Regions from separate parts of the Homo sapiens genome. Here region 2 is linked to region 1. Evidence: chromatin loops called from intact Hi-C (ENCODE). Cell type or tissue: GM12878. All regions are shown on one strand. Links, peaks and the distances in the headings refer to the core of each region. The heading gives the core; the rest is flanking DNA. Region 1 overlaps FSIP2 (fibrous sheath interacting protein 2). Region 2 has its middle 43 kb from the start of ZC3H15.

Region 1 (13,292 bases), core at 1,880-9,879:
CCTACCTCTTTAAAGAAAAGGTTAGAAGAGGCTCATAATATAGTTGTAATAACTGCATTTTTTATCTTCTCCTACCCAAGAATGTAGAACTACAAAAATCACTTGAATCTTTCATAGCAAGCATTTTGGATATTGTTTCATTAAAAATCTTAGCTTGATGAAAAATAAAGAACTCTATACCTTACCTGGAGCTTCTTCGCCACTGCTCCAAGAGCATACACACAGATCCAAATAAAGAGCAAAGACACATATGTCACATTCCTCTTGCTCAGGTTTAACTGCAGGTTTTACAGGAGTTTGCTGTGGAAGCCTCACATCTATTCCATCATTTCTTTTCTCACTTATTGCTTAGTCTTCTTGTTCCTGATCATTTGTTTAATGTTACAAAAGATTTATAAAATTGAGAGGAAAATTCAGTACCAAGGGAATGAAAATAAAGTAAATATGACAGCAGTGGGAGTAAAGTTGCAGCAATTAAGGGTTGCACTCAGGTGATAAGTAACTTTGTATTACAGGGAAGGTATAAGGAGTAACAGTGAAGAAGGCAATAAATCTACTACCCTGAAGACTGTGGTTAAAACTTGTAGTTTATTTATTGGGTAATAGTCTGATGGTTTTTAGTGGGGGTGTAATGGTCAAATTAGCATACACAATGAATAACTTTGACACCAATATATAGGAAAAATTGAAAGAAAGAAACTCAGAACCAGCTCCCAAAAGCTATTAGTGGCCTGCAAAGGCTTCATTTGGGATTAGAGAGAAGTAGTCACAGATCCGAAAGACTTTAAATAGGAATTTATTTATCAAACATTTATTGAGAACCTACTATGTTCAAACTATAATGCTAGTTTTTAGGCAGATACCAAGATAAAACTATGTTGCTATGATTTCAGGGTATTATTTTTCAAGGATATTATGAAGCTGGAGAAAGTGGATGAAAATAAGACAAGTTAAAACACCAAAACCCACTGCTATTACCTAGATTCACTGTTTTTCCTAAATAAGTGCTCTCTGGAATGTTGCAAGCCTTTAATTAATTAGAGCCCCAGAAACTATAATTCTCATCATTTTTCTTTCGCCAGTTTACTTCTTACTTTTTTGGAGGAATGAATTTCTCAAGATACTTACCCTGCCATTTCTGCTGATGCCATGCTTTATCTGGTTAATAAAATTGTTTTCTAATAGTCATCAATGAAGCTTTTTCAGTTTCCTGACTAATTTTACCTGTAGGCCTTTGCACTTTCGTGCTGTTTGTATGCTTTTGGAGCAAAAAGTCTATTGGGAACTGCTACCAATGAATACATAGAACTCCTTGAGTTAGTTATGTTTTGTGCCAATGATATAACATGAAGAAAACAGAAAAGTGAATCTGAATGCATTAGGTTGCAGAATATCTAAGAGGAAAACCTGTGGAAACTTGAGTTGACCTAAGAAACCAGATCTTAGAAAAACAAATTAGGACAAATGATAGAGAACATGTCACTGACATCAGCTTTCATGCTCCTAGTTGAATACTGCCAAAAGGTACAAATCTAAGGGTAGACTATTGTCATGAAGCCCATTTTATGAACTGAACCCAGTGAAGTTTCTTTTCTTTTCTGCCAAAATACAGGATATAGTTTTCAGTCTGGCTATTTCTCAAAATTGAATTATATCCCTAGGGGGAAATGTAAATTTGATCATGTAGAGTGCAGGCCTAGAAAGGAGTGCCAATTTTCTTAAGAAAGTAGAAAGAAGAAAAGCAGCAGTACAAATCAGCAAAAATATACAAAAATAAATCAGACTTCAGTTTTAGATTTTAATATTTATTTTTCTATTATTTTTATGATTGAGCTATTCTTTTTTGCAATTTAGAAAACTGTGTTTTTATTTCATTAGTGTGTGACGGTAAATCTAACAACACATGATAGAATATTGTCATACACATAAAAGGAATGCATCTAAATTGGTATTAAATATAGCTAGAAACTTATGATTTTAACCCATAGTTACTGAATAAGCATTCACATATTTTCTTCCTACTGTGGAATATGGGGAGAGGACAGTGGAACTATGGCATTTGAACGAGTAAATAAAGGATTATCAGAAAGTCCTGGTCAGATGCCTTGCTACTCCATCAGGGCTTTTAGCAGTCAGAAGGGACTCATCTGCCCACTTCCTGCAAATCCTATATCCATTTTCAGAGAAACACAATGTAGGCATGGCTAAGGTGTGTTGGAAGTATAAGGATCAGAAAGATACACTGTTTATGCAGCAGCTATAATTCTGTACCCCTGGGTAATAAAGCACATTTCCGAAACTAGAGGCCAGTCTAAGGAGGAAGTGAAATAGGGGGGTTGGAAAAAACAGTGTATTCTTCATTTTGAATTTCTAGAGAAAAAATCTTAGATACAACAAAATGATTTCAATAATTAGAAATTTTGGGAAAAGTTTTATAAATTTTTGACTCTATGTAATAACTAAATGATCAACCTTTCTTTACAGGCAACAGAACTTGCTGCAAAATTGCTTGCAAGAAAAAGTATGTATCATAAAATCCACCGAGAAAGCAACATATTAGTCATACTTTCTGATGCATCATAATAGAAAACATTTTGTTAACTAAGTAATAGGAATCATCCATTGATATTTGTTAGGCTTCCTTTTTGCCCCTTTTTCTTCATTGAAGTCTACTTTCAGTTAATTCTTATACTTTTCTGTGGTCCAAAATTGTTATCAAAAGATAATATTGACCCTTCAAGACGAGGTCTCATGGGTATAGAATGGTGAGATATTAACGGATCTATAACCATCATAGGAAGAGAATCAAATACCACAAGCCTATTATATCATGGGAAGCCATTAATCAATAAGGCCTTTCAGATCTTGCTGGTGAACTCAGTAGTAGGTGAGTTGAGATGCTTGGATCTGTCTTCAGTAGTTTTGTGAAAAGGGACCTGGTCACCTATGAGCTGAGACTTGGAACAGGCAAAGATAAGATCGTGTATTTTTATGAGGCCTAACTCTGGATCTAGACCGAAAAGTCAGGAAAGAGAAAGCATTTGAGGAACAACACATGCTCTGAGACGCTATTTAACATGGAAACTTGCTCAATTCATAGAATATGCAGCAAATACAAAAGCTTTGACCCAAGGGAATTTTTTTCAGCTTAATGTTGTAATAGAAAGCAATTAAAAACTAGGATTCTATCTATCATATTTCACTACAAAGAAAACGTTAGAAATATATCCCTCTTTTATATATTGAGGTTGGAATCTCTTCGCCGTAACTAACCTAAGAGTAATAATGTAGGTTTTTGTTTATCATCTCCAGTAATAAGAAAAATGACATATTTTGAATGTCTTAGTTTATAATTTATATGTGTTGTAGTTGATTTAGAATAATTATCTTCCTATAAACATTTAGGTATGATTCTTAAGTATTTGATTTAGACTGTATTTATTTAAGACATGTATTTTACAACATAAGATTGTCATCTCAAAATATGTGTTTAATGCCACTAACCCATTGCTTATACAATAAGTTAAAAATATGTTTGTGTATTTGGGGATTACAGCTGAATAAAATGGCCTTTCCTGGGGTGCTCCTCAAATGCTTTCAAGTGAGTCAGAAGAGAGTGTGCTACATATATGTTAACTTTTCTTTGAATGTTTCTCTGAAATATGGATAATTTCAGACTAATTTAGGCAATATTTTGGGTGTTAGCAGCCTAGTTACAGGAATCATATTTACACTGAGACCTACATATCAGCCTTCTAAGCTTTTCTGCCAATTACTTGTGTTTACAAGCTCTATGTTTTAAGAATTTTAACAACTTAAAAATAGAGTACTACTTTATTATATGTAAGATGAGTTTTGTAAGCACAAAATATATTTGCAGTTGCTAAATAGAGGTTTATAGAATTCTACAGATGCATTTATTTCTACCCATGGTCCAGTTCAAATCTATGACAGCAACATTAGTCACTAAGGAAATGGTTATTCAAATCTGGTTCTTGGCTCCAGCTCAAACAAATTAATAGTCTAACTTTCTTAACCTTGCTCAGCCCTCCCTACTCTTTGATTCCCAAATCTAGCTTGGCTTTTATTTTCTATCTAAATTTTAATTTGTTACCTTACTTTAGTATCTGTTCTCAGCTTTCCTATCTAGGACAATTTGTATTTATTTGTATTATTTTATTTTATTTTTATTTTATTTGTATTATTTGTATTTATTTGTATTATCGCTTTTATTGGATACAAAGCCCGTCAATCTATATAAAGCATTAGCTTTTATTTTTGCCTATCAAATAATTCTTAACAATTAACTTTAGTCATTCCTATATATATAGACCACAGGCTCACCCTTTCAGCAGGGACTGGGAGAGAAAATGCTTTATGTTCCTTCCCCACATCTCAGCTAGGCAGATGTTTCTGAAAGCATCCAAATATTTTGACTGGATCTGTCTTGAGAAATGTTTTGTTAGAAATATTTAATGTATCTTTAAAAATTAGCTGGATCATAAACATCACATATTTTCTTTCCAAAATATTTGCATGTTGTGTGCCTAGACAGCAATTTAGTGATATTTTTAACAAAAAAAAAATCATTTATACTGATAATAAATGCCAGGGGAAAAAGAAACTTCTGAGAGACTGTGAATAAAATAAATCTTACACAAAAAAACACTTCACTGTAGTGCAGAATAAACTAACTAGAAATTCATCTTAAATTCTAAATTTCTAAACTGATATTTCTTTACTATTTTCTTTCATAAACCATAATGGTATTCCACCAATACATTGATATAAAAATTAAATGTTACCTTCTGTCTCCAAAACATAGAGTAAGTTGTTACATGACTTTATTTTCATCTCTGCTTACCTCCTTTCCAGGTAACTTCTGAAGAACTGAATATTATAATTCAGAATGTAATGACCTGGGTTGTGGCTACAGTGACCAGTATATTGTACCCAGCCATCACAAAGTATGAAAAAAGATTGCAAAATAATACATACCCAGTATCTGATGACTCCATCCTCTCTTCAGATAGTTCAAGTTTCTGTAGCACGTGCAGTGAAGACTTTACATATAGAAGCTACACATCTGCAACAACTAAAACATTTCAGGCAGAACCCTGTGCATTTGTAGTTGACACGTCAGTAAGGAGACCAACCACACCTATAAAACCTCCTCCTGCACATGTGGAAAAAACAGTTGTGGGGAAAACATGTCACATAAAAGGACAATCTATAATCTCTAAACATAAATATAATAAAACCAACTTGCTATATTCATACCCTAAGCTCAGAAGTTGTAAATCAGATAGTCACCTTTTAGCATCATTTGAAACAGGCACAAAAAAATCTAAGGATGCTACCACTGAAACAGATAGCTTAGGGAGTTCATTGCATTGTGATAAAACAGCAAAAGCCATGGATGAAATGAAGAATTTAAAAAATGTTTTTGTTAACTTTAAATGTTACTTGAAAGGGGAAACTGAAGTGATTTTAGAAAGCATTTTGCGAGAAATAATGTCTGATTTAACCCAGGCCATTCCCTCTCTCTCTTCTGTTACTGCTGAAGTTTTTGTTGAACAATGTGAACGTGAAAAAGAAATCTTGCTTTCCAATGCTCATATTCCCTCAGTTGCTTCTGAGATTGTGGAAAATATGCTTGAGAAGTTAGAGTCTGCAGTTGAGAAAAAATGTGTTGAGATGTTTTCACAAGATTTGTCAGTCGACATTAAACCAAGTTTAGCAGCCAGTGATGAACTTCTCACATCATCTAATGGAAAACCTTTGAAAAATTCAATGCCTCATACTTTGGACCCAATGTGTGATATTGCAGAGGACATGGTGCATGCCATTTTAGAAAAGCTAATGACTCTTGTTTCTTTTAAGCAAAATGAATTTCTTCATCTTAAAGACACAAATAAGCTTTCCTGCCAGCAACATAAGACAGACCCAATATGTATGTTCCTTCAAAGAGCTGGCAAAAATAAATCTAGTCTTGAATCTGATGAAGCTAGTTTAATTGTCAATGAAGAAGTACAAAATTTAATATCAAATATTTTTTCCCAGTCTTCTTTGGTTGCTTATATAGAGGAAGCAATCAATGCTATACTAGGTTATATACAAACTGAACTAAATAATGAGAGAATTATTGCATCTGAAGAAACCGTAGTACTCCTTCAGCTACTTGAGGACATCCTTTTTCAGCTCCATCAGGAACCAGTAAATGAAAGTTTTCAAAAAAGTAGGCAACCTAGAATAAGTAGTCCTTCTGACACCAAAGAAAAGTACAGACTCACTGGCACTAGATTATCAAATAGTCCTAGGTCTGGAAGACCATTTCCACCTATAAATGTTCCAGGCATGGTTCTTTATTCTGATGATGAAAATGAGGAAATAGACAATATTGTAAAAAATGTGCTTGATTCAACTTTCAAAGATGAAAAAGTAAAATCACAAGAACAGATTCCTAATCATTGGTTTACAAAGGGAAACACTTGTTTTGAATGCAAAAGAAATATCAAACCACCTACAAAGCCTGGTTCTAGAAGCAAAGCTGCATTTCATGATTGGGAATTAAAGACTGAGCCACCATCTACTAATCATGAAGATATTTTAAAGAAAAAACTTTCTTCGAATAAAGACATTTCAACTTTCAGCCAAGATCAAAAGCATCAAATAGAAAAGGCTTCAGAAAACATAGTCACAAGTATTTTAAAGGAAATGCTCAAGGACATATCTTCCGTTCCTTTTGGTCACTTAGACAGCAAAACTGGCAGTGAAGCTTCAGTTCTTGTTTCAGAAAAGCCTCAAGGACTGTCACATCAAGAATGGATAGACCAGATGTTTTCTGTTTCAGAAATCAGTACAGTGGCTCAAGAAATAACAGATTCTGTGTTAAACATACTTCATAAGGCATCAAACTACATTTCCAATACCACTAAAAGTTCCATTTCATCATCAGTTCATCAGATTTCCTTACATAATTCTGACACTGAACACATAGTCAAAGAAGCACCAAATAAATACCCATTAAAAACATGGTTTGACAGTGAAAAGAAAATGAAATATTTATCTTTATTTGACGTTGATCCTGAAAAGCCTCCCTGGTTAAAATCTGGAAAAAGTGAACCTAAACCTGTAGATGACATTAATGATAAGATCATTCGTACAATTTTTAAAAGACTGAAGTCATTTATTTGTCCAAAATTGCATATGGGCTTCAAATCTTCATTACGATCTCAACTTAGTAAGTACACAGCTAAAATAGTAAACATTGTTTTATGTGCTATCCAGAATGAACTGGAACTTCACAAGGAAAACCTAAATCTTAGGGAGATTGACCATACCAAATCCCTTACAGATAAAGGATTTTTTGCTAATACTGATAAAAAATTAGAATCTCTTGTCACGAGTATTGATGATGACATTTTGGCGAGTCCATTATTAACCTGTATTTATGATATGTTGTTATCAAGTGAAAATGCACATCAAAGAAGCATTTCACTCTCTTCTCGTAAGCCAAAGTCTGCAACTGACAGTGTTGATGTACAAAGCATTTTGCCAAATAGGCAAGATAAAAAATCTTTTCACAAATATTTGGCTACTCCTTGTACTCACCACAGTGTCAATGGTGGAAACCATATTAAAGAGAATGCAAAATTGCAAGTGTTAGAAAGAATTGGGGAAACACTACATGAAATGTTAAGCAAGCTCCTGGGGACCCATCTTCATTCTCAGCTATCTTGTAGTCAACAAAGCAGAGAGATGACCAATAAGAATCAGAAAATGGCTGCTGCATTGCAGTCTAATATTCAGTTAATTTCTAAAGCAATTTTGGATTATATCCTTGCAAAATTATGTGGTGTTGACATGGATACCAGTTTTGCAAGTTGTGGATTAAAAGCTATCTCAGAGTCTCTTGACATTGACAACCCATCATTTGCTTCAATTATTGAGAAAATGGCCAAATCCACCAAAATAATCTCCAGCATAGTTTCCAGAAGGGTTCAGGAGGACAATAAAGAAGAGACTAAAAGCAAGGCAAAACCTGTTGCTCCTGTGTCTTCCAAAACACCAAGCACAAAAGAAATGCATCCAAATAAACTAAAAGCTGTAGCTTCAGATATTCTTAATATGGTTTTTGCTAAACTGGAAGGGTTTGCCAACGGACATTTAGAAATTTTGGGTGCTATTAATGATGGAAATAAGAAAAGCAATAAGATAGGCTGGGAATATGAAAGCACCAATATTTCCAGAGACACACATGAAGCATCATTTCTGTCTGCTTTATATATGCATGCAAAGAAGGTATCAAGTGCTATTTTGAAGGTTATTCAAACAGAATTAAATGTGACCTCATCAGATTTGAAGACAAGTGTAGAAAACCCACCACCTGAGACTCAAATACTTAAGTATGTAGTCAAGTTAATTTTAGATGCAGTATCTTCCGATATGTTTAATGAAATGGAATCTGAAGGGGGAGGCATTGAAACTTATCGATACAGGCCAACATATGGAAGTCTTCCTGGAGGAGCTGAATCAGATTCATTTCTAGAAGATGATGCATATACAGCGAAAAAAATTATTGATGAGAGATCCCCACAAAGAGAAGAAGTGAAAACACGTTCTCTTAAACAATGGGCTCTCGAAAAAACCTTAAACAAAATTGAAGTAAAACTCAAAGAACCACATATATCTCCAATTGCTCCCATTATAAGAAATATTTTGAATGAAATTTTTCAAAGTACTTTAATCAATCAATTAAATGTCCTTTCTCTCTCCCACTCTAATTTTAATGGCATGCCTCACAATGTTGATGAGCCAACTCCCCAAACATCTGTTCAATTTATGGATAAAATGATGGATCCTTTACTTTCGGAAGCAGATATAACCATAGTAACAGATAATATTGTTAGGACTGTATTTCACAAACTTTATTCAGCTGCCATGACAGAAAGAAATGTAAGGGAAAATAGGTATAAAACTATCACTTTTTCAGCAAATGTTTCTTCTCATGAACACACCTATAAAGGAAAGTCCTCTGTCACGGCTTTGGATGAAAATCCATGTACTTTTCAGTCTAGATTCAGCGTTGCTGACAAGGAGACAAAGGTAAATCTAGCTGAAGATATTGTACAGGCAATATTAACAAATTTAGAAACTTTTGCTACTTCCAAAGTAAAATCTCTCTTTTATTCTCAAGTCAACTTTACAGTTCCAGTGGCTTTACCTATTCAGCAAGATCACAGTACATTGAGCAAAGCATTATCAGCCAAAGATTCATATTCTGATGAGCAATTTTCCTGTTGCTCAGTAGATCATACCAAGTCAGGAAAGACCAACTTGTGCCAACTGTCTTTGTCTAAATTAAATACTTATGCACTACAAGTGGCTAGAAGAAATTTACAAGGAATCAAACAGGAATTAGATAAAGAAAGGGAAAATCCTTTTTTAACTCATGACATTGGGATTTCTGAAAGTATTGCAAGTCAAATTGTTAACGCATTGTTAGACATTATATCACGTAAAGGCAAATGTGACAAAAACAGTTCTGACAAAGAGATCGATTTAGATCAGCAAAAAGGTGTTATTGAAAAGCTGCTCAATGAGACCAAATATCGAAAAGTACTTCAACTTCAAATACAAGATACCATTGAAGGTATCCTATGTGATATTTATGAAAAAACCCTGTTTCAGAATAATCTCTCATTTGCCACACCCACTCTGAAATGTAGCATAGCTGATAAACATTCAGAAGAAAATTCTGAAATGTTCATGGAGGGTGCAAATAAGATTATTCCTAAGCTTTCAGTTCCTAAATCAGATGTCATTTTGATATCCAATGATATAGTGAATATTGTTCTTCATAATCTCAGTTCTGCTGCCACGCTTGTCATAAATGCAAAGAATCCTACTTCTGCAAGATTGCCCCTGACATTTTGTGATACGTTTCCAAAAATAGACTGTCAACAGCCTCTTAAGGGGTCAAAAACTGAAAGAAAAACAGAGCGTTTTTCATATTCAAGAAATCAGAAATCAGCTTATGCTGATGATAATCAGATAACTGTAGTAGAGAAAGAAGACACTCAGAAATCTGCTACTGACTCATGTGAGGAAAATGCTAACTTCATTACTAAAACTATTTTTAAACGTTTGGAATCTTTTGCCACAGAAAGAATAGATTCATTAATTACCCTTGCTTTCCAAAGTAAAGAAAAGTCATTTGTTATCCCAGAATTGGAAAATTGTAAACAAAATGACAGCATCTTTTATGATTCAAGCCAAGTGGAATCAGATGTAAATGTCCTGAAAATATCAGCAACTGAAACCATTCTCAGCCAAGAGCTTACAGATTTCACTTTTGTTGGTCGCAGAGAAAAACTTGGATCCACAATTCACCTATCGCAAGCTAGGCTTAAGACATATGCTGACGTCATTGCCAGTGCCATTTTGAAGCTTATTAAAAATGACTTAGACTTAGAAATTCAAAAGATATATCCATATCAAAACAATATTTTGTTCCAAGAAAACATCATTGTGAGTGAAATTGTTGACAGTATGTTAAAGATGTTAGATGATAAAAGATCTGTAAAGGAAATTTGTTTTAATTCAAAAGAAAATTCTAACTTTTCACAATTAGCTTTATCAAATGAAATATTGCTGGGTCACAAAGAGAAGGAAAGAAGTACCAAACAATCTCTATTTACAAAGTATCCATTAGAGCAAAACCAAATGATATTGGAAAACAAAAGGCAGATAATTGTTTTGGAAGAAATATTTATGAGAAATGGAGAATCAAAAAACAAAGAAAAAGGTGAACTGCTCATTGCAGTGGAAGAACTTTTGAATAAGTTGTATCAAAGAGTAAGGGAAGTCACAGGCCATTTGCCTCCACTTAATGAAACTGCCAACTTTATATCTAATTCTAAGATTAAAACATCAGACACAACACAGAAAAACAGTTTTCAATCACATATTAACAGTGTAGCAAATGACATAGTTGAAAGTGTTTTGGGGAAAATGTACTTGGTAGTTGTGACATCATTATATGAAAATAATAAAAGTAGGACAGAAGTTGAAATATCTGACCACAATGATTCCTTACTAATGAAACCATTAAGGTTTAGAGAAACTAAACAAGCAGGAAAAATAAGTAATTCCCCTAGATATGCGATATCACAGGCTTATTCTTATGTCGACAGTCAAAATATCTCTGTGATGGAAAACACTCTTTTGCCATATTTACCATTGCAAGTGAAGAAAGACTTAATTCAAATGGTTCTCAATAAGATCACAAATTTTGTCTCACTTCCTTTAAAGGTGAGCCCTAAGGACAACCCTAAGCCATGCTTTAAAGCACATTTAAAAACAAGATCAAAAATTACCACTTTGCCTAAATTTACAAAAAAAACACACTTAGGACTGAGTGCTGCTAAGGCCAAAAGCAAAACCAAGTTAGGTCCTGGAGAGAAGACCCTAAAAGACAGCAGATCCAAGACTGCCATTGGGTTGTCACACATCATGTCAGCTGGAGATGCCAAAAATTTACTGGACACAAAATTGCCCACTTCAGAACTAAAAATATATGCCAAGGATATAATAATTAACATCCTAGAAACAATTGTGAAGGAATTTGGAAAGGTAAAGCAAACCAAAGCTTTACCATCTGATCAAATCATAGCAGCAGGTAAAATAGTTAATACAGTTTTGCAAGAATTATATGTTACCAATAACTGCAATTTGGCTTACCCGATGAAATCCTCACATCTCAGACTTTCACAGGGGAATATAGGCACAGGATCCCTTCCTAAACAACAAGCATGTTTTTACTTGGAGAATGTTTCTTCACAGCTAGAGCACATTTTTCCTAGAGAAGGTATATTTAAAAAATTGTTTGACAAGTGGCAAACAGAATCAAATGACAAGGAAAATGAAAAATGTAAGCTATTGATGATAGCTGAAAATGTTTTGACTGAAATTTCAATAAAAGCAAAAGAATTAGAATATTCTCTTTCACTTTTAAATTTGCCCCCTCTTGAGAATTGTGAAAGCAGGTTTTATAATCATTTTAAAGGAGCTTCTACTAGAGCCGAGGATACTAAAGCACAAATTAATATGTTTGGAAGGGAAATTGTTGAAATGCTACTTGAAAAACTACAGCTATGCTTTCTGTCCCAAATTCCCACTCCAGATAGTGAAGAAACTCTATCAAACAGTAAAGAACACATTACTGCTAAAAGTAAATATGGTTTTCCAAACAAGCATAGCCTCAGCAGTTTACCAATCTATAACACAAAGACAAAAGACCAAATTTCTGTGGGCTCCAGCAACCAAATTGTTCAAGAGATTGTAGAAACGGTTTTAAACATGTTAGAGTCATTTGTGGACTTGCAGTTTAAACATATCTCCAAATATGAGTTTTCTGAAATTGTGAAAATGCCTATAGAAAACCTTTCTTCTATCCAACAGAAACTGTTAAACAAAAAAATGTTGCCAAAATTACAACCACTGAAAATGTTTTCTGATAAATCCGAGTCAAATACTATTAATTTCAAGGAAAACATACAGAATATCCTTCTACGGGTTCATTCATTCCATTCACAATTACTTACATATGCTGTTAATATCATCAGTGACATGCTTGCTGTAATTAAGAACAAGCTAGACAACGAAATAAGCCAAATGGAACCATCTTCAATTAGCATATTGAAAGAGAACATTGTAGCAAGTGAGATCATTGGCACACTAATGGACCAGTGTACTTATTTCAATGAGTCTTTGATACAAAACCTTTCAAGAGAAAGTTTGTTCCAAGGAGCTGAAAATGCCTACACTGTTAATCAGGTTGAATTAGCAACTAATATGAAAATGTTCACATCAAAGTTAAAGGAAGGTAGTTTGGGGATTAATCCTTCACAAGTGAGTAAAACTGGGTTTGTGTTTTGTTCAGATGAAGATATGAAAGAAAAGTACAGGGTTTCATCAGATTTACCCACCTCTGTCAGATCCTCTGTAGAAGACACAGTTAAAAACTCAGAGCCAACGAAAAGGCCTGATTCAGAAACTATGCCATCGTGTTCTACTAGAAACAAAGTACAAGACCACAGACCAAGGGAATCTAACTTTGGTAGTTTTGATCAGACCATGAAAGGAAATAGCTACCTCCCTGAAGGCAGTTTCTTACAAAAGCTGCTTAGGAAAGCAAGTGACTCCACAGAAGCAGCATTAAAGCAAGTCTTGTCATTCATAGAAATGGGAAAAGGTGAAAATCTAAGAGTGTTTCATTATGAGAACCT
Region 2 (13,292 bases), core at 3,125-11,124, 650 kb after region 1:
ATGTGGGATGGGTACCCATCACAGCCTGTGAAAAAATAACACGTATCACCACACCAAAGGTGTGGTAGAACAAGCAGCCCCACTAAGGTCAGCTCCAGTGGACTTTGTGCCCCCTGGGGGTTTATGGGTCTGTGGGGACACAAGGTGGCCTTACCTATCAGCAGACTGAACTAGACGTTGTACCTGGGGGTGGCCTTATGTACCTGCCATTGTTCTCCCCACATTGCCCAGACACCCACATAACCAGGAAGCACTACACTCTCAGTTTTTGCAAGTTTGATGAGCCCCCTGGTGGTTCTACTCCTTGGCAATGACTATCTCTGGAGTGGGTGTCATAAGCACAAGTTACTGCTCTTGCAGAGCACACCACCCAGGCTCTGAATTACACCCAAGTGGCCCTCCTCCTGTTAACACCTTACTGATCAGATCAGTAAGGTGGCGTTGCAAAACCAAATGGCCTTAGACATAATAACTACTGCCCGAGGAGGCACCTGTTCTCTTTTAGGAATATAATGTTGTACCTTTATCGCTGACAATCGGCAGAACATGACAGCAGCCCTGCAACATTTCTCACAAGAGATTAATGGAGTCGAGAGCCTTACTGATGACCCCCTGCAGAGATGGTGGGCATCCTTAGGCTCTGGCCAATGATGGGCCCTAATAGTCGTAAGTAGCATATCTGGTGTCCTAGTAGTGAGCTGTTGCTCTCTGTATTGTTGTTGTGGGTTATGGATTCAGGGCTCTACCCTATGGGCATGTGCCCCTGCCCAGAGGATGCCCTCAGCCTAGGGGGTGGAGTGTAAGGGAAATGGCTGTGCTTTAGTCAGGAGTAGACTGAGGCGGCCTTCTGGCACAGCATGACTCAGCAGGTTTGGAGTACAGGTGCACAACCCCACACATTATGTAACCATGCCACGTGAGGTGCCTTAGGTGATCACCCAGATGAGCTCATGCTTGACTCGGCACCACTATTGTCTCTAAAACGTATAACTACGTTGCTGATGCTGTACATAGAGCTTGCTCATGCCCAGAGAAAGGGTAAAGCCATGTCAAAACTGTCTACTATTCCTCGAGTGGTTTTCCAGCTACCTCCATTTGCCCCGCTGACTCCCCTCAGACATCAGTTAGAACCTGACACAGAGGTTGCAGTGAGCCAAGATCATGTCACTGTACTCCAGCCTAGGTGACAGACTGCTGGTGTATTTACCAGTACTTGTCTATGGTTAATCAGTTAAATCAGCCCATTCATTCATGCAAGTCAGCCTGAGGGTGTGATCAACAACCTTCTATGAATAATTGATAGTCTCTTTTGCATGGCTACAAACTATATCCCATGTAAGAGAGATGCCCTTTCCAAATGCAAACCATAGTTCTCGTTATGTAATCCTATAAAAGAAGTCAATGGGTCAGTGAGAATCTACCACTATCAATCTCCATATGCCTCCATGTTTGAATAATGATAGCCTATTCTCTATATGCTCAGCTGTGTCCATGCCATGAATCACAGAAAGTCTTGTTTAAGCAATCATGTGTAGGAGTTTCTTCTCCAATAGCAAATTGGATTTAGAAATAGGTGTATGGTTCCTCTCCATATTCAGACTGATGTACAGGAGATGTGGGGGAAATGCAGAGTAGAGAGCATGAAGAGATATGGAAACATGGATTTCAATCCCTGAGTATTAAAGTAAGCAATAAGTAGCAACCTCACTATCTACTCCTCAGCCCAGGTGATTCTCCATGCCTGAAAACTGAGCGCAGATCCCTCCAGTCAGGTAACAGAGGATATGCACCTTCTTATCTAGTTCCTTCTACCCTATTTTCCAGCCCCCCCAATCCACACCATGAGATTCACAAAATGAAACACTCATTCTAAGTCTAGTTTTAATACTGAATATCAAACCTGACCTACCTCAATCAAAAATTGTCTTACCCCATTCCCCAACCCATCCTTCTTCCTTTGATCATTTCATCTTCTGGCTCCTTCCATGGGGTGCTAGCCTATCCACTTTGGTTTTACATTTCTTCCTCACAGCCAGCCACTTCTACTGTTCCATGTCTCTTTTTCTATTCCTTTCTCACTACACTAAACTCACTTCCTTTTTCCTGTGCCCACCTTGTTGCTATGACAATCATTTATATTGGAAATAAATAGGTCAAAGTCCTTGAAGATTAGTTTTTTGCCTACCCTTCCCTCAAACCTTACACATTCTATTCACTGTCTTTCCTTTTACCATACTGAATAACTTGTGAGTTGCCTAAATTTGTCATGTTGTTTTTTAGTCTTTTGACTCTTTAAAAAGATACCCTTTCTTCCTATTATGACATTCTCTGCTTCTTCATACTTCTAAAAAGAAAACCTCAAGACTCAACTCTCCTGGGAATTCATATTTCAATATCCAGACTGGTGGTTCTCAAACTTGGTCTCACATTGGAATCACTTAGAAAGCTTTAAAAATAATATTGGGTCCTGAGCCCCACCCTCTGAGATTCAGATTTAACTGGTATTGGGTAGCGCCTGGAGATAGAGATTTTAGCACCTCCCCAGGTGATTACAATGTGCGACCAAGATTGAGAACCACCACTGCCCTAAGTGATATGAATGCCCATCTTCTGTAACCTGTATCACTTTACTCGTCATTATCAGCACTTTTTACCTTGCACATTGAATTGTCTTGTAGCAGGACAAGCTGCAGGCAAAACCCCTCAGACAATGGGTTAAAGAAGGAAGAGGCTTTATTCAGACAGGAGCATCAGCAGACTTGCATCTCAAGAACCAAGCTCCCCGAAGAAAGAGTTCCTGGCCCTTTTAAGGGCTTACAGCTCTAAGGGGTCCACGTGACAGGGTCGTGATAGATTGAGCAAGCATGGGGTGCATGACTAGGTGGGGGTGGTGAGCAAGGCAAGTATTTCTCCATACCATTGTCTGTGATCTATAGATAGCACAAGTGGTTAGGGTGGGGGTTAATCTTTAACCGACAGACCTGGCCAGTGGCGCTGATCAGTCTGTTATTTTTCAGTTTTTACTTCCTCCATTTCTTTGGAGACAGAGGACAGCAGAAGAAATGGCCACTCTCCTCAGTCTATGTACCATATTTTATTAGGTTTTATACCCCAGTGCCTGCATTAGAAAATAAAGGAATCTGGGGTGGGGGAAGCGGGGAGGGATAGCATTAGGAGATATACCTAATGTTAAATGACGAGTTAATGGGTGCAGCACACCAACATGGCACATGTATACATATGTAACAAACCTGCATGTTGTGCACATGTACCCCAAAACTTGAAGTATAATTAAAAAAAAGAAAAGAAACACAAGTAAACCCAAGTGTTCATTTATAGATGAATGGGTAAACAAAATATGGTATATACACATAATGGAGTATTATAAAAAGAAAATAAAGGAATCTTCAACACATGGCTTTTGATGAAATGAAGGAACAAAATTATTTCCTGTTTATACATGAATGTGAATGTTGTTGCTGCTTAATGAGATAAAATACTGAAGTATCTTGAAAAAAGTCACATAAATTGAGAAGAAAGGAAATAGTACAGTTAGAGATAGGCACAGGATGCCAGGGCGATGACGTGATGCTTAGAGCCAGGAAAAACTTGAAATGACACCAGAGCTATACCCAAAGAATCAGCAGATCTTTTACAAAAGTAACAAAATGAGATAACTGACAGCCACACTCTCTCCCTTGTGTCCTAAAAGTGTCAACATAAATGAATATCTAGAACGGCTCTGGTACCTGCTGTTTCATAATGCTGATGATTTGATAACATGTCAGCACTTTTCAACTTTATCTTCCCCATTTGATCTCAAATCACAAACTTTTTTTTTTAAGTAGTGGAATGTCCTTCATATTAATGAAACACCTGGACTCCTCTCATTTTATCACCCACACTCCATCTTCTTACTCATTTGAAGGCAAACATGAGAAGATTAAAAAGGCAAAAAAAAAAATAGAAAAGCAAGTATAGTAAAATAAGCATGAGAATAAATCCTGATGAGCATTGAGAGACTGGATATAATACCTAACACTATTTTATTAGGACACTGTCCAATTAAGATATGTTTAACTTTGGGTAAAGAGTAAGTATAAATTCAATGATCAGATTGTTGGGGAACTTACACCACTTTTGCAAAAAAACAAACCAAGACAGTCTGAATTTGAGGTTCATAGTTAGGTGTTATAATAATAAAATTTAGTTTTCATTAACTGTATGATGGCAATTATAATAAGAAACCAAAGCATTTGTAGTAAATATTATTTTCAAATTAAAGGAAAGGAAAAATTTGTAAGAAAAGCTGGCCCTACCATCAAAAGTACAATCCCCAAAGCTGTCGGTAAAAATTCAGAAGAATTATATGAGCTTTCAGAAGACCTGGAACTGAAACTGCTGATTTCTAAGATCCCTGTTTTATATGAGTATTGGTATATTAGAAAATTGGCCATGTTGAAAATAATGCTATTTATGGTAGGGCTTTAGGAAGCATGCTATCATTCTGAAGCTAAAAAAGAGGGAGGATTATTTTTCTCTATTTAGGTCAAAGTTGATTTGTTTTGCTCTTTTCTGTTTTGGTATAATCAGGTATTGTTTTTGTTGTTGTTACTGTTTCTTTGGGCTTTTGAAAATAGTAGATGAAGACAGGTATATGAATTTGTGTTACTATTGCTGACTCTCTAGCAGGCAATTTCCACTTAGGAAAAGGAAATTATCTTGCCAAAGATAAATCCTTAGGATGGAAGCTTATTCTGATGCTTGAAATCACAAACAACAAATATTTACATGAACCATTAAGGTAATACAAAGGAGAAAAGGTGGCCACTAAGACAATAGGAAATGTTGGGAGCTGAAGACAATTGCCAATCTCGTCTCATATAAAGGAATTCAGATTTATTATTAATATTATCATTATAATCTTGTTGGCCGCCATGTGGATCCTACTTTAAATATTTTATATAAGATTCTTCCATAAAATAAATAATTCTTATAATAAAATTGTTCAAAATAGCTCACAGGATAAACTTTTGTTTAGTCCTAAGCAAATTACATCTACTGGCAAAATTAGTTCCTCAGCTGAAATAACTGAGCACACACAATTACACAAAATTTTTTTCTTGTTGCAACATGTTTTCTTAGATTTACCCATTATCTAATATACTTTTCAACTAGAAGGCAAGAATGAAGAAAATTTAGAAACAGAAATAAATATTTATCACATGCTAATATTTCTAGGCTGTATACTAAAATTATTTCATATATTAGCTCATTTAATCCTCACAATGATTATAAAGTACATTTATTAATCTCAAGACACACAGGATAGAACTGAAAGTAAAGATGTAAAATGACTTACTTAAAAACCACACTAACAAATAATGAATTTAGGACTGAAAGTGTTTTTCTCATCGTTTTTGTGTCTTATCCAGTCTCTTTCTACAACATCACTTTAAAAAGCTATCCTTAATAAACTGTTGTAATTTTCATGATGACATTCACGTTGTTTGAAAAAGGTACATACATATATTCTAAACTTTATTGCCCAAAACAGTCTTCACTGGCATTGTTTTATTTGATAATTTCTGTGTGGAAACACTAACCAGTGAAATACTTTTACAATATATCAATAAACTTCATTTTTCAACTGCATTGACAGAAAGCAAGCCAACTTTAATCAAAAATGTGAAATAATTTTAGTGATGTAAAATCATAATTATGCTCTCTTGTGGAAAATAAGAGCAACATTTGGCATCACAGACACTCTGTCATAAAAAATTTGCATTAAAACGTTATTCTAGAAAAATGGGTATTTGTCAATCTCATCCAAATATCAAACACAGGAATAATCTTCAAATCAATTAAATGCTGCTGACTTAAAAAAATAATTGCAGCACATTGCCAACTCAGAATAAGATCCCAATGTCATTGCAATTATGCCTGAAAGCATCTGGACAATGCACATTTCAATGTGTTTAAAAGCCTATTAACATTTTTATTGCAGGATGGCATGACCTCAATTATTCAGTTAGGTTTTTGTGTAACCGTTAAGAGATGTCTCTAGAACATGTGATATGGTTTGGCTTTGTGTCCCAACCCAAATCTTCTCTTGAATTGCAATCCCATAATCCCTATGTGTTGTGGGAGGGACCTGGTAGGACATAATTGATTAATGGGGGCAGATTTCCCCCAGTGCTGTTCTCGTGATAGTGAGTGAGTTCTCACGAGATCTGAAGGTTTTATAAAGGGCTCTCCCCTTCAGTAGGCACTCATTTTCTCTCCTGCTACCCTGTGAAGAGGTGCCTTCCACCATGATTCTAAGTTTCCTGAGGCCTCTCCAGCCATGCAGAACTGTGAGTCAATTAAAACTCTTTTCTTTGTAAATTACCCAGTCTCAGGTATTTCTTCATAACAGTGTGAAAATGGACTCATATAATAGGTTCTATTTCACATTTGAAAATAAATATTTTTAAAACTCTGTCTCACTATTTTCTCTGTAAGAATGACTGAGTGTCCAAGAGGTATTCCTAAATGAGAATTTAAGGGCATGGAAAGAGAAAGTACATATATATATACATACAACTCTTAAATGCAGGAGTGGAAAATGATCTCCAAATAGCTTTAAATAGATAAAATATGCATGTTAGGAGAGCAAGAGTAAAGAGTGAGCACTATATCACTTGTTTCCTGGATTTTAAATACTTAAAACACATAAGAAGAGTGTTTAAAATACTTCAAGCGCATGCATAAACACATACACATTCTAAAAGCCTAGAATGACACCTTCATCCTGTCCTTTGCCATAAGAAACTGACCTTTGCACCAATCTAGGTTCCTAGCCCAGAGACAGAAGGGAAAGATATCTCAGCAAAAGATCAAAGTAGCATGTATTTTCCCCTATAGATACTCTTGTTACTTGGATGTTGCTTAAAATGAATCTCTCTCCCACTTACTCTGTTGTCTAGGGCTAACAAGCTTTGTGACAATGACAGCGGCCAATCCCATTCTCCCTGCTGCCTGAAGTCTGGACAATAGCTAAATTCACCGCACCTTTCTCACTTGCTAGAAATTACAGAAGCATTTATTATGCATTCATGAATAGACCAGTGCAATAAGAGTAGTTGCTATTGTGAGTAGCAATTCCTGCCTTTATGAAAAAACTATAGAACTGACTCACACAAAGAGACAGATTGACATGTTCAGGATAAAGTTGTGGGAGCCAAGCCCCACGACTGCTCCCAGTGAACCTCAGCACTGGAATTCACACCCCTGTGTTTTTCCCTACACTAGGTAGAACTGAATTGTGATACCAATAGAATATTGCAGAAATCACAGAGTGCGATGTCCGAGGCCAAGTCACGAAAGCCTTCTTTCTCCTGCATTACTCACTTTGAGAGAAGCTGCTCATCATGCATTTGGGGGAAACTCCAATAGCCCTATGGAGAGGTCCTTGGAGCAAAGAACCTAAGCCTCTTGCCAATTTCCAGCACCAACTTTTCTGCTATATGATTGAGCCATCTTAAAAGAGAATCCTCTAGCCCTAGTCAAGCTGTTAAATGACTGCAGCTTGGCTGACATGTAACAGCAACCACATGAAGAAACTGAAGCCAGGACCAACCAGCTAAGCTGCTCCTGAATTCCTGCCTCATAGGAAGGGTGTGAGAACATAAAGATTTCTTGTCATTTTAAGCCATTTAGAGGTCATTATTTTTGCAGCAATAGGTAACTACTTTCAAATTGTATTTTAAATCTATCCTATGCCTTACCCATTTCCCCATCATTTCTTGCTCCACTATCTTGCCTATACTATTAATCATCCCTAACCTATCCTACCCCTAAAGTTATTAATGAAAGTATAACTCTGTTCCTGTTACTCCCCTTTTAGAAATCTCTCATGATTGTCAGTAACTTACAAGGTAAAATTCAAACATTTTTACATTATTGCAACCTGGTCACAATTTAGCTTTTCAGTTTCATCCTCCATGACTCCTTCAACATATTCTTTAAATTTGTTTATACCAAATGATTTCCCTTTTTCCAACTATGCCTTGCACTTCACACCTTTTACATTGCTCCCTCCATTCTTTACCTGAACCATCTTTGCCACATATCTCTCCTTAGAAAGATCATTTTTTAATATTAAAGACAATTGTTACATCTTCTCTAGAGTCTTCCCAAATACTTTCCCCAATATAATTAGTTGTTCACTCATTTGTCTTCCCTCAGTACATTAAATATAATGGTGGCAGAGTAAAAGCTTAATATATCACATTGTGTTATAGTTGACTGGATGTGTTTTTACCTCCTCTATCAGACTGTGACCTTCCTAGGGAAAAGAATCCTGTTTCAGTCATCTTTTATTCCCAGAGCTTTGACATGCTAAATGAGACATAGTACAAACTCAATCAATGTTTGTTAAGTAAATGAATAAACAAATAGGTGAAAGTTAGAATGTACTATCTCTTCTCTTCTTTTTTTTATTCATTTCCTCAACATTAAATTGAGGGAATTTAAAATTCACGAGGTCCTATTTAATTTGGCCACAAGGACCTATTTATTTTACTTTCAAATTTTCTCCTAAACCCATTATCTTCGTGCTCTCATATTTCCCATTCCCTTGCTGGAACCATTGGCTGTAAAGGAGCACAAAATTGTATATGATCGCAATGAGAAAAAGATTTTCAATATTGCGTAACTCTGTATGGGAGTTAGGTCAGGGAGGGAAAGAGTCAATGCCTTAACACTGACATGTAGGTGGATCCATAGTTAGCTGCCAAAACTAAACAAAGAATAAAATAACCATTAGAATGTCAGAATAATACTTTTGTGGCCCATAGAAGTTCTGGATTATTTAGTAACTCAATAAACAATTGTAGTTTATGTTTAGTTATTCTAATATATTTAAGTTTCTTTATTTCCCTAAGTTGACAATATTATGATTTCTTCAGAAACTATCAAAAAACACTTTTGATCATACTTCAAGCCAAATCAACTGACTTGCCACACTTTAATAAACTTAACATTTGACAGTTCTTCATAATTCTTTGCGTGTTTTTGTAAATTTGTGTGTGTGTCTAAGACCTTTAAATATATTGTGTATTGATAAAAATAAGGTCATAGGCTGGGCGTGATGGCTCAAAGGTATAATCCCAGCACTTTAGGAGGCTGAGGTGGGAGGATTGCTTGATGCCAGGAGTTCCAAACCTGCCTGGGCAACATAGCAAGACCTCATCTCTACAAAAATATTTTTAAATTAGCTGGGCATGGTGGCACACACTTGTAGTTCTAGCTACTTGGGAGGCTGGGAGTATCCCTTGTACCCAGGAGTTGGAGGCTGTGGTGAGCTATGATCACGCCACTCCACTCCAGCCTGAGCAACAGAGCAAGACCCTGTCTCTACAAAAACAAAGAAAATAAAGTCATAAATACTTAAGTAAAGGCAAATCCTTGCATACTCTACATACTTTTTTTAGAAATTAGACGATTTTAACTGATGCATAGGAAATATCTAATCTCATGGCTTCAAATAATGGAATTAAATTTCTGTCTCAAGTGAGAGATATTTTCCCCATAATTACACAGGTATAGTACACACTGAAATCCAGCTGGGCCATCCACTACATTCTCAAACTGTTGGACCCATTGAATAATGGCCTGTTGCAATTGGTACTAAAGACACACAAACACAAAAAAAGAGCATTTACGTAAAGCAGATTTAAAACAGACTTTTCATCAAAATGCCACACTCATTTCTAAAGTTTCCCAAAAGAGTTAATTGTCCACCTTTAATTAATTAAGAAAATTAAAGAGAAATTGTTCAAATGACAACCTAAGTGGTCAATAAACAAAAAATAAAATTCTGATCAGGCAAAACAATATCCATTTATTCAACCAAAAATTCACTTGATGTTTTTAAACTTCTGTGTTAAATAGCACTTTCTGTTTACATAGTATTATATTATCATAGTTCCAATCTACATTTCTGAACTGTTGAAGAAAAACATAAGAACAAGTCATATTTCCTATATAATATTCTCCTACATTTTGTATAGAATTCTGGGTGTAAAATTCTATGTATAATTTCTGTTTCCAACTATGACTGAATAACTGGCACTGTATTAACTATCCAGCTTGAAACAACTATAAAACTTTACAAAATATATGAAGCATCAAAGTGAGATGTTTGACAACAGGTATCAGAGAACTATAACCTGTGACATAAGGGTACACCATAAGGTGAGTCCCACAATCACCAGTGGTTCAATCTGGAGGCACCTTCCAAATCATTGCACAAAGATGTGGAGCCCCAGCAGAGCACAGCAGTTTCCTTTTTGTGCAAACTGACAAAACACTTTGTAAAATCTATATGAAAATACAAAGAACTCAAAATAGCCAAAATTATCTTGAAAAATAAGAACAAAATTGGAGTATTCACATTACCTGATGTCAAAACTTATTCTAAAAGTTATAGTATCCAAGACACAGTAATGTTGCATAAGGATAGACAAATAGGTCAGTGGAATAGAATTAAGAGTCCAGAAATAGACACACAATTATATAGTCACTTTTTACAAAGACACCAAAAGGAAAGTCATTTCAACAAAAGGTATTGAAACAACTGGATATCCATATGAGGGGAAAAAACAACTTCAAATACATCTCTCACAATACTCAAACATAATTTGAAAAAGACCATAGGTTTAAACACAAAAGCTATTACTGAGTTTTAGAAATTATTTAAATATTCTGATAAAATCCTTTTTAAAATCTATGTATGGTATATGTTTTCTCAAGAATATAAATGCCTACTTATTTTCTTAATGGTGTTTCTTTGATGAGCATAAGTTTTCAACTTTTATGAAGTCTAACTTATCATCTTATCCTTTTATGGTTTGTGCTTTCTGTGCCTTGTGTAAGAAATATTTGACCCCAAAATTGCAAAAATATTTTCCTATATTTTCTACATTATAGAGGCTCAAAACAGATGGCTATGTGTAAAGACTACTCTGGTACCTTCTTCAGAGGGTATTTTTGAAAATGAAGAGTTTATCAAAGGTTGCTGAGAATATTGACCTCCATGTCTAGACCAGACCACATACACAGGGGCACAAAAGACAGCTACAAATGTCAGTTTTCTATTACTTTAAGTATTATGCTTTAAAGTTTAATCCAAAGGGGAAAATAAACCTTGTAATATCTTGCTCAATTTCTTTATATACCATGAAATAAGCAATATAGAATATTCAAAATAAACGTAAAAACAATCGAAAACAAAAAAATTTATTTGACTCACATGGCATTATGTTGGCGAAGAAAATTGTGTTAAGGTTTATCAAATTTTCCCACCAATATTGTATTTTCAATCCAGTACCATCCTCAAGTTATGGTAGATCCTTATGTTCCAGATGTGCCCTTTATCTAATTATTTAAATTACATTAAAAATGCCCAAATCTATTCAGTCATACAAACTATATCTTCTGTGAGTTTTAAGGAAAGTATAAACATTTACAACTTTACAATCACATCAAATTTCAATCAACTAAGATGTAATCAAAAGTATAATTTCAGTTAATCAAAACGACATGTACTTAAAACCAAAAAAGCCAGGCATGGTGGCTCAAGCCTGTAATCCCAGCACTTTGGGAGGCAAGACAGGCTGATCACTTGAGATCAGGAGTTCGAGACCAGCCTGGCCGACATGGCAAAACACCGTCTCTACTAAAAATATAAAAGTTAGCTAGGCATGGCCTGGCTACAGGCCAGCCTGTAGTCCCAGCTACTCAGGAGGCTGTGGCAGGACAATCGCTTGAACCCAGGAGGTGGAGGTTGCAGTGAGCCAGGGTTATGCCACTGCACTCGAGCCTTGGCAACAGAGCAAGATGCTGTCGCAAAAACACACACACACACACACACACACACACACACACACACAAACAATAAAGTATGCACTTTATTTCCCCAATGAAGAGTATTTATTAATGACTAGTATCCATAAGAAATGCCTTCTTTAAAATCATAAACACTAAACTGTTACATATAGTATTAATGTATACATGCACACTATTACATGTACTCATTGTATGTACAGTATTACATATGTTTACTAGTAAAAGTATGGAAAATTCATTCTGATTATAGAATAAGGAATAAAAAGTTTGAATTCACTGAACATATACTGTGTGTCTCTTTCAAGTTATGATGTGTTATATCCTGATTAACCTAATAGTGATAGACTAAGGGCACATCTCCATGAGAAACTATGGAAATATGGAGGAGCTTATTCATTCATGTATATCCAACTGGTGGTATATAACCTTTGTATTCTTGATTGCTGACTCAGAAGAAAATTAGAGTGTTACTTAAGCCAAATTAGAGTCACCACATGTACCAATCCATAAACTTGGACTGGCCTTTGAAATATGATCCAGCTAGTAAGCACCCAGATTTCTATTAGATCTGGGGAACACAAAGATAAATAAGACACAACTTAAACCCCTCTAAATGAAATGGTTCTCAAATATTCTGAAACCAATTAAACTGGGACAATCACCCACAGCTAATTTATCTGAAATTTGATTTACAAACAAATTTTGGGAGCATTATGTACATTCTTCAGCAAGAGAGCTATAAATAATTCATTTTACACAAGAATCGATTTGTGCTTTTAAGTCTAACTATTGCAATATTATGGATCAAAATTCTTGCTAATGCTCGTATGCATTGCTGCATTCTATTGGATTAGGTAAACCACTGAAAATTGGTAAGTCATTGATAAAATGACAATAAAATATCAATGATTTATAATTTAAACCCAAAAATAGTATTAATTTAAAAACTACAACTAAGTGATGATAAAATGGTAAAAGTATCCTTTCTGGAATTACTGAGAATCACAACTAACAAGCACGTCTTGAGAAAAATATAATTCTAAGATAAGGTAATATGTAATAATAACATCATACAGTTTATGATGCAAATGTCAGTAATCCTTATAATTCTTTTCATAAAATATCCTTTGCATTTATCCATTTAACAAATTTATTGAGATTCTTACATGTACTAGACACTATACACTATACTCAGTGCTGGGGGTATAATAGCAAAAATATAACAAATATAAATGATCATGTTATCAAGGTACATATGATGAGAAGAAAAATAATCAACCAACCAATCATGAAGAAGTACAAAATGAAACATTATGAAATTATATATATATATATATATATATATATATATATATGCTGAGAGAGAGAGAGATGCTTTATGTATATGTATGCATACATAT

What was found. A loop is a pair of places that touch in the nucleus more often than their neighbours do. Peaks named below come from ENCODE experiments on the same cell type or tissue, not always from the same donor. Only the 100,000 strongest peaks of a DNase experiment are listed, where the experiment ranks them.
Region 2: a loop joins it to region 1, with 2.3 times the contacts of the local background. A loop is called at or near these places in 1 of 110 quality-filtered maps.

Annotation. Positions count from the first base shown.
Region 1 is chr2:185,783,768-185,797,059 of GRCh38, forward strand. FSIP2 (fibrous sheath interacting protein 2) reads left to right here. Exons shown (of 23, transcript NM_173651.4): 15 at 2,485-2,521; 16 at 4,876-13,292. It overlaps FSIP2-AS1 (FSIP2 antisense RNA 1), which reads right to left. Exons shown (of 3, transcript NR_144453.1): 2 at 4,999-5,176; 3 at 1-363. Among named protein-coding and RNA genes, the nearest start is that of FSIP2-AS1, 9.7 kb to the right of the region's middle. In GM12878, for the core only: no CTCF peak of the experiment used is centred there; a DNase peak (open chromatin) is centred at 6,825.
Region 2 is chr2:186,437,018-186,450,309 of GRCh38, forward strand. No RefSeq gene overlaps it. Among named protein-coding and RNA genes, the nearest start is that of ZC3H15, 43 kb to the right of the region's middle. In GM12878, for the core only: no CTCF peak of the experiment used is centred there; no DNase peak of the experiment used is centred there.